Linked DNA regions of Mus musculus: region 2 is linked to region 1. The links are chromatin loops, found by intact Hi-C in ENCODE. Cell type or tissue: gastrocnemius. All regions are shown on one strand.

What was found. Peaks named below come from ENCODE experiments on the same cell type or tissue, not always from the same donor. Only the 100,000 strongest peaks of a DNase experiment are listed, where the experiment ranks them.
Region 2: a loop joins it to region 1, with 14 times the contacts of the local background. A loop is called at or near these places in 24 of 42 quality-filtered maps.

The regions. Positions count from the first base shown.
Region 1 is chr4:105,149,152-105,154,151 of GRCm38, forward strand. It overlaps Gm29838 (a long non-coding RNA gene), which reads right to left. Exons shown (of 2, transcript XR_376486.3): 1 at 4,982-5,000; 2 at 3,972-4,492. Among named protein-coding and RNA genes, the nearest start is that of Gm29838, 5.0 kb to the right of the region's middle. In gastrocnemius, CTCF peaks have their summits at 1,276 (motif pointing left) and 2,949 (motif pointing right); a DNase peak (open chromatin) is centred at 2,956; H3K4me3 peaks cover 216 bases; H3K27ac peaks cover 1,675 bases.
Region 2 is chr4:106,223,628-106,228,627 of GRCm38, forward strand. No RefSeq gene overlaps it. Among named protein-coding and RNA genes, the nearest start is that of Gm12724, 11 kb to the right of the region's middle. In gastrocnemius, CTCF peaks have their summits at 2,061 (motif pointing left) and 4,053; DNase peaks (open chromatin) are centred at 2,036 and 4,008; H3K27ac peaks cover 792 bases.

The sequences.
Region 1 (5,000 bases):
GCACATATAGCCAGGTTGCACAATGAGGCTCAGTGAATAGCTGTCGAGTCCGAGACTAGAAGAGATTTGATTCAATACAGGAGCATAGAGAAAAGGGCCAGGGCACACGCATGTCATAGTTGCACAAGGTATGGTGATCGTTTGATACCCAGAAACAAAAGTACTGACCTTTGACCCACATCCCACTCAAAACTCAATACCAGAGGGATTATAGACAGCACAAGATGGAGACAATACAACTAGCAGAGTAAAACAAAGGGGATGTAGTGCCTTAGGCAGAGAGTTCTTACATTGGTACAAGGCATTAATGATAAAGCGATGGATAAACTGGTACTCATTAGAATGAAGAACCTAGGTTTATAAAATACACTGGAACTTGGCAAGTTATGGACCAGCAGCTAAATTAAGCCTGCCACATCCCAGCGAGCAGCTTGTGAAGTAAGAATAGTTTTTCTATTTTTATGTAGGTGAAGAAATCGGAAGATGGTATTTCGTAATATGTGAGACAAGAATGACATTCTACTTTAGCGTCCATAAATTGGATTGAAACATAGCCCAACTCACCCGTCAAGCTTCCTCAATGGAAGACGTTCTAACTGCTGTAGTAGTACCGTGGGAGAGTTGGCTAATTGACACAGAGATCATACACCCTGCAAAGCCTAAAATAGCTACTATTTGGCACTGTTTAGAAAAATTCTGCTGACTTCTAAAATGTAGAATCAAGAAAGTACAAGGATAAGTTACAGATAGGGGAACTATATCCTCCATAGAGAAGATATATAATCCCTAAGAAAACATTTAAAGGAGGGACAGACACCTTGAATATGCATCTAACTAAAGAATATAGACAAATGTCTATTGAGCACATAACACAGTGCTCTTTAGAAAAATGCCTATTAAAACCACAGTGAAATACCCATATATACCCACCAGAATGGCTAAACTCCAAAGGTCTGACAATATCACATGCTGAAGACACAGCCAGGTAGAGTATGAATTGGTGTAGCTATTCTGAAACACTCTGGAATAGTATTTATTACATGGAAATACAGTTATCCTGTGCAGGTTACCTAACTGAACAAGAATATCCCTCCTGCAAGATGTGTGCAAGGGGGGGGGGGGGGCTCATTAGCAGCCTTATCTATGACATATTACAAATAGAAATAACCCAATTTGGGCTGGAGAGACGACTCAGTGGTTAAGAGCACTGATTGCTCTTCCAGCGGTACAGAGTTCAATTCCCAGCAACCACATGGTGGCTCACAACCACCTGTAATGGGATCTGATGCCCTCTTCTGGTGTATCTGAAGACAGCTATGGTATACATATACATATAAAATAAATAATTCCTAAAAAGAAAGAAAGAACCCAATTTAAACAAGTAAGTTATGACCAATCAGGAAGTAAGACAACATAAAGTAAGTGAAAAAAGAATGACGTATAGCACCAGGCGTGGTGGCGCACACCTTTGAACCCAGCACTCGGGAGGCAGAGGCAGGTGGATTTCTGAGTTCGAGGCCATCCTGGTCTACAAAGTGAGTTCCAGGACAGCCAGGGCTATACAGAGAAACCCTGTCTCGAAAAAAACAAACAAACAAAAAATGACGTATAGCTCCACAAAAGAATTTGGATGGTCCTTTCAGACATCATATTGAATAAGGTAACACAGGGACATTATCCTCATGTATACTGGATACTGGTTGTACGAGGTTCAACTTTGGTGAAGGATCATTAATTGGGAAGTGGCTAGGGAAGCGATTGAGGTGTTTGATTTGGATGTAGTTCGTGGCCAGGCACATATTTATATAAAAGCTACTAGTGTAAGAATAACAAGTCAACTTAAAGGCTCACAACTAATTACTCTCACAGCATAGCACAGGTGCATTTTTCTACAACCAAAGACTTAGACGTGTGAAAGATCAACCAGGATGTGTGTGAGGTAGAAATGTGTTGTGTCTGTTTCTGTGCACTTAAGCTGTGACACACCTTTCCAGCCACGCTGTACAATCATGGTTTGTATGCACCGTGGGCCTTTCTCTTGTGCCCCTGTGTCGAATCATGACTCCTCTCATCATGACTGGTGCTTGAAGCCTTGTCATTTTACATGTGAAGCACACACTTTGATTTATGTCTGAGATTATCGTCTGTCCTAAGAAAACAACCAATGCCTATAAAGGATGCAACCCCAAGCTCTGGTACGTTTATCCTCGAGTCCTATGGGGAGTCCTAACACAGCACGGGTGCTCAGAAAACCATGGTTGGTGGTGAAACAGTGATAAAATACATGTATGTATACAATGAGTAATTATGCACGCAGAAATGCAGTGAGTGTGCCTATTTGTGAATTCATTGGTCACATGGACACACATGTGCACACGATCATCCACCACTTCCTCTCGGACAAACACAAATAAGCAGTCACGTCAGGAACACTTATCTTTCTCCTTATATGTTTGACAGAAGGCAAAGGTTATTCAGTGTTGGTTACTGATTAAAATCTTGATGTCTCCTCTCTTCCTGGGTTCAAGTCTGGGACTCAGCCCTTGGCCACCTTCAGCGGGTTTCTTCACCTCTCTGTGCTTAGCAATCTCATTTTTAACATGGAAAAAATTTGCTCCTGTGGTTGTTTAGAATTTAAGATGAGTTCATGGGTATTATAGCCAGATGCTTAAAGGCTCCATGAAGGTAGGAACTAACCTGGTCATTTGCTGGTTTAGTCTGTTTGACTCACCACAACATCCCTAGTTCCTGGAAGTGTTAGGAGCATACATAGCAGACATCCTTTAGATATCTAGCAAATGAATAACCAGTATCCCAATCTTCAAAACCTACCTATTCTTCTTGCTTGCCCATTGTTCATACATCACAGAATAATTCCAGCCATTCCTCAGTCTCCAATTGCAATTTACTCCTGGTATCGTATGAGCATTTTCCCGCAGTGTCACAAGGTGGCAGCATGAGTCTCCTTTTGAGAGAGCAGAAGGCTGCTTTTACCCGTGTCTTGAACAAGCTTGGCAGTGCCTTCATTTACTAGTTTCTCAAGTAGGCCTGCACCCCTGGCTTTTGTTTTTGCTTCCAGTACTAACTGTGTGGAGAAGGTAACGTTTTCTCTTCGCAGCTCTAACTTTGAGCTAAAGAAAAGAGTACTGTTTGTAGAGAGGCAAGAATGCTAATGTGATTCCAAAGTTGTCTCACAGCGACCCGGTTTGATATTCCAAAACTCTCCTCCTATAACAACAACCTGCCTGACAAATGATGGACACAGATCTCTTGTCTCAGAGACATGATGTCAAACGACATTGTGATCTTACCATCCTGCAAGAAACAACAAACCAATTAAAGCCGCGTTTCCTAACAAAAACAAAGGGAGGCCAGTTCTGCAAGAGAGCTCGCAAAGCCTTCTGGGGGAACCGCTGGGCGGAAGCAGAAATCTCTGAGCATCTTCCAGAACGGGGTCTGGTGGGATGAAGACAATCTTGATTTAGAAATGAACAAATCTGGCTTCAAACAGGACTTCAGGATTCTCCTTACCTCAACCTAAGCAAGCTCTCCTCCTTCCAAGATTCGGTTCCTGCCTTTTTGTTTGTTTGGTTGGTTGGTTTTTGTTTTGTTTGTGTTTGTTTCGAGACAGGGTTTCTCTATGTAGCTCTGGCTGTCCTGGAACTCACTTTGTAGACCAGGCTGGCCTCGAACTCAGAAATCTGCCTGCCTCTGCCTCCCAAGTGCTGGGATTAAAGGCATGTGCCACCACTGCCTTTCTAAAGCAAGCATAACACTCTCCTGCGTTCAGAGGAAAGGAGAGACATTTTTCTGTAGCGTGTACAGCATGGCCGACTTTGCTCTGCATGAGCTAATGTGAGAATCGCTTTCACTTTATCTGTTAGAAAACTGGTTCCATCCAGTTGAATAGGCTTGCCCAGATTTTCCCATCAGTAAAATAGGGCTAATGAGTACTGAAGTCACAAATAGTATTCATTTAATGCATTGTTTATTATGTTTGCAGTGCTGGGGCCAACTGAAGGCTTCCAAACATTCATTTGCTTATTGTGAACCACGTGGTTTCAGGTGTGTTCTTTTAGTTTTCAAAACTTCTTGGAGTCTTCCACAGAAGAAAAAAAAAATGACCTACCTCATTGAAAAGTTTCAAGGGAAGTAGAGTCTGGGCTGGTTCCTCTGTTTGCATCAGCAGAGACCAGATTTTCTGACCCACATCTCTGCTCCTTCCTGCTTTGGCCAAGGAGGATAAGTATGGAGTTACACAAGATATCACATTCAGTGTTCACAGGGGCAAGCCAGCAGCTTTGAGTAGTACATGCTGGAGGAGGTAGAGTGGCTCGGCTTTGAAGAACCTGGATAAACCGGCACTCTCTAGCCAAACTATGTCTTCTTAATTTTCACAACTTAAAACATGGACTCTGGCTTTTTGAGTACAACTCTGTAGTGTCGTGGCTGCTACTCTCTTCCTTCAAACACTTCCAGAGCCAATTCATATCTGTTCTTCAAAAAAAATAAAAATGATTAATTAGGTATTGGGGGTTAAACTGATTAAGTAGATATTAGGGGAGAGAGAGAGAGAGAGTTATGAGGTAACTGAGAGATCCTAGAAATGAAGGCTATTAAACCTCTTGGGAGGGATCGGTTATTTGAGAATGACATGTTGCCACACATACGAAGTTACTCTTAGAAGGGCGTTTATCCCTGCTGATGTGATAGTTTTTACACAGCCATGCTAGTGAAGTGGCTGTCATTTTAATGTGTGAGTTTTGGTAAGCTATGTTTACCAGGAATTTTAATGACTTAATGACTTTGAAATGACACCATTGTAAACTATCATCAGACTGGCTTCACTGAGGTTTATTTGCTGGTAAAATGGCTCAGCGTCAGGTGTAAAGCTAAGGAAAGGGAGGACAGGACAAGGGGGACAAACTAGAATGAGGAAAAAGAGTAAAGTCAAAAGGTTTTCGGCTGTCTGGGGCCTTACCTGCTCTCGGTTGGACGGG
Region 2 (5,000 bases), 1.1 Mb after region 1:
CGAATAGCATTTACTAAGAACCATGCTCAGGACCTTAAATTTGTTTCCTGTATCAACTCTTACAGCATCACTGAAAAAAAAATGGGTTTCTGGCACTTACAACCCACGAAGACCCAATTAGCACAGAGCATGAAGCCTCCAGGGCAGGGTTGCTTAATTCCTGTCTTCATGCTCAGCCTGGACCCTGGAGCATTCAGTAAATAGTTGTTGTTTTAATGTGGTTCTGTGGAGGAAACTGTGTAACTAGGAACATGTTTTAGAAGGTGAAGTGAGACATTAGTGTTAAGAGCCATATTGGGCTGACCTATGAGTGCTTTCAAGTCATAAGGATGGTTGAAAGTATGATGTCTGGACTTGTAGTCCCACGACCCACTGCACCTCTAGAGATCACGTTTTCCAAGAGCAGGTCTAGAGTAAATTTGAGGGGACTGTTTGGGGGAGAATCAAGGTAGAGAGAGAAGCTCCCATTTCGTGTTTTCCTTTTTTTACCAGGTAGGGAGAATCTTTTTCCCACTGATTTTCCTTAGAACTCCTTGGGCCATCCCAGTGTACGAACGTAGCATGGTGTCTTAGGGTTTTACTGCTGTGAACAGACACCATGACCAAGGCAACTCTTATAAAGGACAACATTTAATCAGGGCTGGCTTACAGGTTCAGAGGTTCAGTCCATTATCATCAAGGTGGGAGCAAGGCAGCATCCAGGCAGGCCTGGGGCTGGAGAAGCTGAGAGTTCCACCTCTTGTTCTGAAGGCAGCTAGGAGAAGACTGGCTTCCAGGCAGCTAGAATGAGGGCCTTAAAGCCCATACCCACAGTGACACACCTACTCCAACAAGGTCACACCTAATAGTGCCACTTCCCAGGCCAAGCATATTCAAACATCACACTTGACAATGAGGGTATTCATGGGGATGGCCCTAAGGTAAACCAGATGGCTACCAGAGGCAGATGCAGTTTCAGATTCTCCTCGTGTGTCAGTTGCCCATGGCTGCTAGAACAAATCACTGTACATTCAGTGGTAAAGCATCTAAAATTATGAATGTATGATCTCACTACTCAAGAGGCCCTAAGTCCAAAATTAACTTTCCTAGGCTGACTCAAGGCATTAGCGTCTCTGAAAATGCTAGGAAGAAATCAGTTTCCCTCTTTCTGAAGCCTGGATCTTCTTTCCGTCATCCATGGCCTCTATCCTGCCAGCCAGGAGTACAACATCTTCACATGCTACTGGGACCCTGCCTGTTGCCCCCTGCCTCCCTCCTGCCTCCATGCTCCCATCCCTTCACCTAACCTCCCTCCCTCATCCAGCTGGTAAAGACCTTTGTGGTTGCTTATAGCTCTGCTGGGATAGGCCAGATCCTTAAGATCTCATATTCTCACATCCCAAGTACTAAGTAGGGGGTTCCTGGGAACCCGTTATTCTAGCTAGCACACCTTGCCTTTTATGATTGCTTTTGAACACCTCCCTCCAGAACAAGGACAAAATGCTGATGAAAGGTGATTAGACAGAAAGTGCTGAGCATAAGCAGGAGGGCTCAAGTTTAAATCCTCACCATCCATGTTTTTTAAAAACTGTAGCTAGAGCCCAAGTACTATGTGGGGTGGAGACCAGAGGCTCTCTGGGGTTCATGGCTCACAGCCTAGCTCCAGGTACTGTGAGCAACCTTCTCTGAACACAGTGAGAAAACATAAGGTCAGACATCTAATGTCCTCCTAGAGCCTCCACATGTGAGTACAAGCACGCCACTTGCACACACAAATACATACATCGCGCGCGTACACACACACACACACACACACACACACACCCCAAAAGAAGAGGAAGTTCAGACTCTCCAAAGATTGGCCTTCCCGCTTCAACAGCATTGATTAACACGCAAAGATCCAGGGACGTCTAGCTCAAGCCTCAGGTCACTGTCCCTCTCCACAGCCCTCCACCGAGTTCTTAGGAAGAAACACACATGAAAATTTTGAAAACAAAACAAAAACATCAAACCTAAGCTAGGAGAATCGCTACTTCTTAGTCTAGCCAACAGCACCCCCTGGTGCCCAATAGCAGAATGAGGCATAAGGGCTGCAGCTGGGGGAAGAATGAAGGGTCTTTACCTGCTGGCCAGGAGACAGAGACAGCATAGGCTCAGGCCAGAAGACAGAGCTGAGGCTGATACCAGGCAAGAGCGGCATTTTCAAACTTCCCAATTAAGTCTATGCCTAACAGTTCAACAACACAGCAGACACCGTCAGAAGTCCCTTTGGTCCTGAGGATTTAAAAATGCCTAAGGTAGGACAAACTCTACTCAGAACGCGTCTAGACTAGGCTATGAACGCTAGAAAAGAGACTAGCCCCAACTAGCAGCTGTGTGCTGCGAGGCTCATAACTCGCCCCCTCTGTGCCAAGTTTCTCATCAGTAAAACACAGATGACCAAAAGTCTCTGGGTTAAGAGAATTAATATACAACCCATGTAAAGCACTCAATAGGGTAGTAGTTTGAATTTTTTATTATGGTTGGTTTTAATGTCGCCTTCTACATTAGAATCACCTTGAGTAGGAAGCCAAAATCCAGATTGCCTTGAATGATGGGAAAACCCGCTCCAGTGTGTGCATCTTCCCGGAGCATCCTGGGTAAAGGGGCGTGGCAGAAGGAAGAGCGGCCCACCTTTTGCTCCTTGGCCTCCCCTCCTGCGCTGAGTAAATTTGCCTGTTGTTGGAGATGATTCTTTTGTCTTCTCAGAACCCGAGTCTGCAAGCTCTTACTACAGACAAGGGACCAGCGGTTCTCCAGAAACCTTTTGCGTTTCCAGAACCAGATTAGGGACCCCTGAGGTACCCAGCCTTTTAGTCTGAGCAGCCTCTGTGGGGCTACTCCAACTGCTGAGGCACGAGCCTCACGGACTGCATTTTCAGCTCTGTAGCATATGTCTGCTGGTGCTATTATTTTAAAACTGACTTCACGAATTCGCGTTTTTTTTCATCCTACTTGTTCCATTCCTCCAGAGAACCCTGACAATTACAATTACAACTGCAGAAAGAGTTGGGGGCTGACTGGGGATACAGAGATGGGAAAATGGATAACATACATACTGACATTCACCTGTCACTGCTTGCTAGCCCCAGTGAGTGATCTGCCAGATTGAGACAAACCTTCTAAATTCTCCTCAGTGTCATTCATTAGTAGAGAAGGGGACACAGGGCCATGCAAACTCCCTTTAGCATCTTCCATTTAAAGAGCCTCGTTGGCGGAGCCACGGCAGAGCTGGAAACAAGTGCAGTTTGCGTGAGGCTCTTTAGCAAATGCAAGCTTGCTTGGCTGTTACCGGGTACAGTGACTTGTGCTGTGGTCTTCTCTGGCCAGGATTCCTGGATGTTATTGTACGTGAAAACCTCTGTGGGCCAGATAACCAGAGTGACGTTGTAATAAACATCATAAATAAATTGATGGAGCCCTGACAGACTTCAGGCTGTAGCTTGGTAAGCTTATTTCAGCCAGCCCCATAGATATTGTACGAGGCAAACATTTTAAACCCCACTCCTCAGATAGGAAGACTGAGGCTTAAGGAATTTTCTATCTTGCCCAAGGAAAAACCAATATTAGGAAAAGAAAAAGAAAGAATTCATACTCAAATCTGATGCCAATAAGTTTGACCAGTGAGGCTGCTGCTTAGTGTCACATGTCCATAACTTCAGGAAGCAGATCCCATTTCCGCACACCCGTCAGTCACAGCATTAGCAAGATGACCTGTCCACTTAGGGACCTCCGTACTAAGGCAAAGGTCGCCTGGCCACCATTCACTGGTGAACTTATGCAGGTGGGTTACATGCCTCCTCTGTCTGGGTTTCGTGCTCGTAAGTCATTCTTGCAATATGCCATTCCTGCAAGAAGCCAGGAAAAGCCCTCTGAAGGGTGCTCCTGCTCTCCGAAGCATCGTTAGCATGTACATTCCCTCGTCCAGCAGGGAAGTAATGTGCTACTGGCACTGGCATAATTGAAGACGAAACTACCGGACATGGAGCGGGGCAAACACTACTTCTTAGCCTAGCCAACAGCACCCCCCAGTGCCAAGGAACAGGAAGGGGGCAAAAAGAGTAATAAAGCTACAAGTTTTCACATGTGAAAATTGAAAAACTCAGAAATAACCTTCAGGAAGAACCCCCAACATTTATTATACTTTATACCCAAAGGGATTATGGGTGGCCAACAATCACTATAAACAGTTATCCAAACAGGGCACAAAAATTTATTTCATGAAGATTTAAGCAATCAAAACTATCTAGTTTTAGGAACACATTCATCCTTTCTTGTATCTTTCCCATCAAAAAGGAAAGCACTCCTTTTATGTTATTAGTTACAATAATATGACATCAAGTGTCATACACTATACATAAATTGATGGGATCGAATAGCAGGTTGCTACCATTGTTGCTGTAAAAGAGCTACTGAAAATTAGGAGTTGTTTGTTTGTTTGTTTGTTTGTTTGTTTGTTTGAATTGCTGAACAAAGGCAAGGAGCAGGTGTGTGGTGTGAAGTGACCAGCAGGGTGAAGCTCAGGACCTGGCTTAGAAGATGGGACACGGGGAGACTGAAGCCACAGGGAAGATTACCAAGGAGTTCAGAAGAACCCAGGAAGAGTCATGGGTCTCCGTCTCAGTGTCTCGGGAGGGACACAGGAACCTTGCTCCCTGTCCCTGCTGTTCTTCAACCTTCCACTAAGCTGACCTATCTTCCCAGGGCTTGTGTGTGTGTGTGTGTGTGTGTGTGTGTGTGTGTGTGTGTGTGTGTGTGTGTGTGAGGTGTGTGTCTTAAATTCTCTGCCAGATTTTTAATTAGGGTTATTCTGCAAGGCAATTAATCCTCCTGGTCCCCTCACTATGGAGCGCTAATTCTAAAGCAATTAACCAACCCTTGAAACTGAGAAATAGGACATCTTCCTTTGCCAAAGGCTGTTAGGGAAAGGCTGTCTTCCGGGAGAGGCTAGGCACGGCTTCTGCTGTGCTTGACTAAGTTGC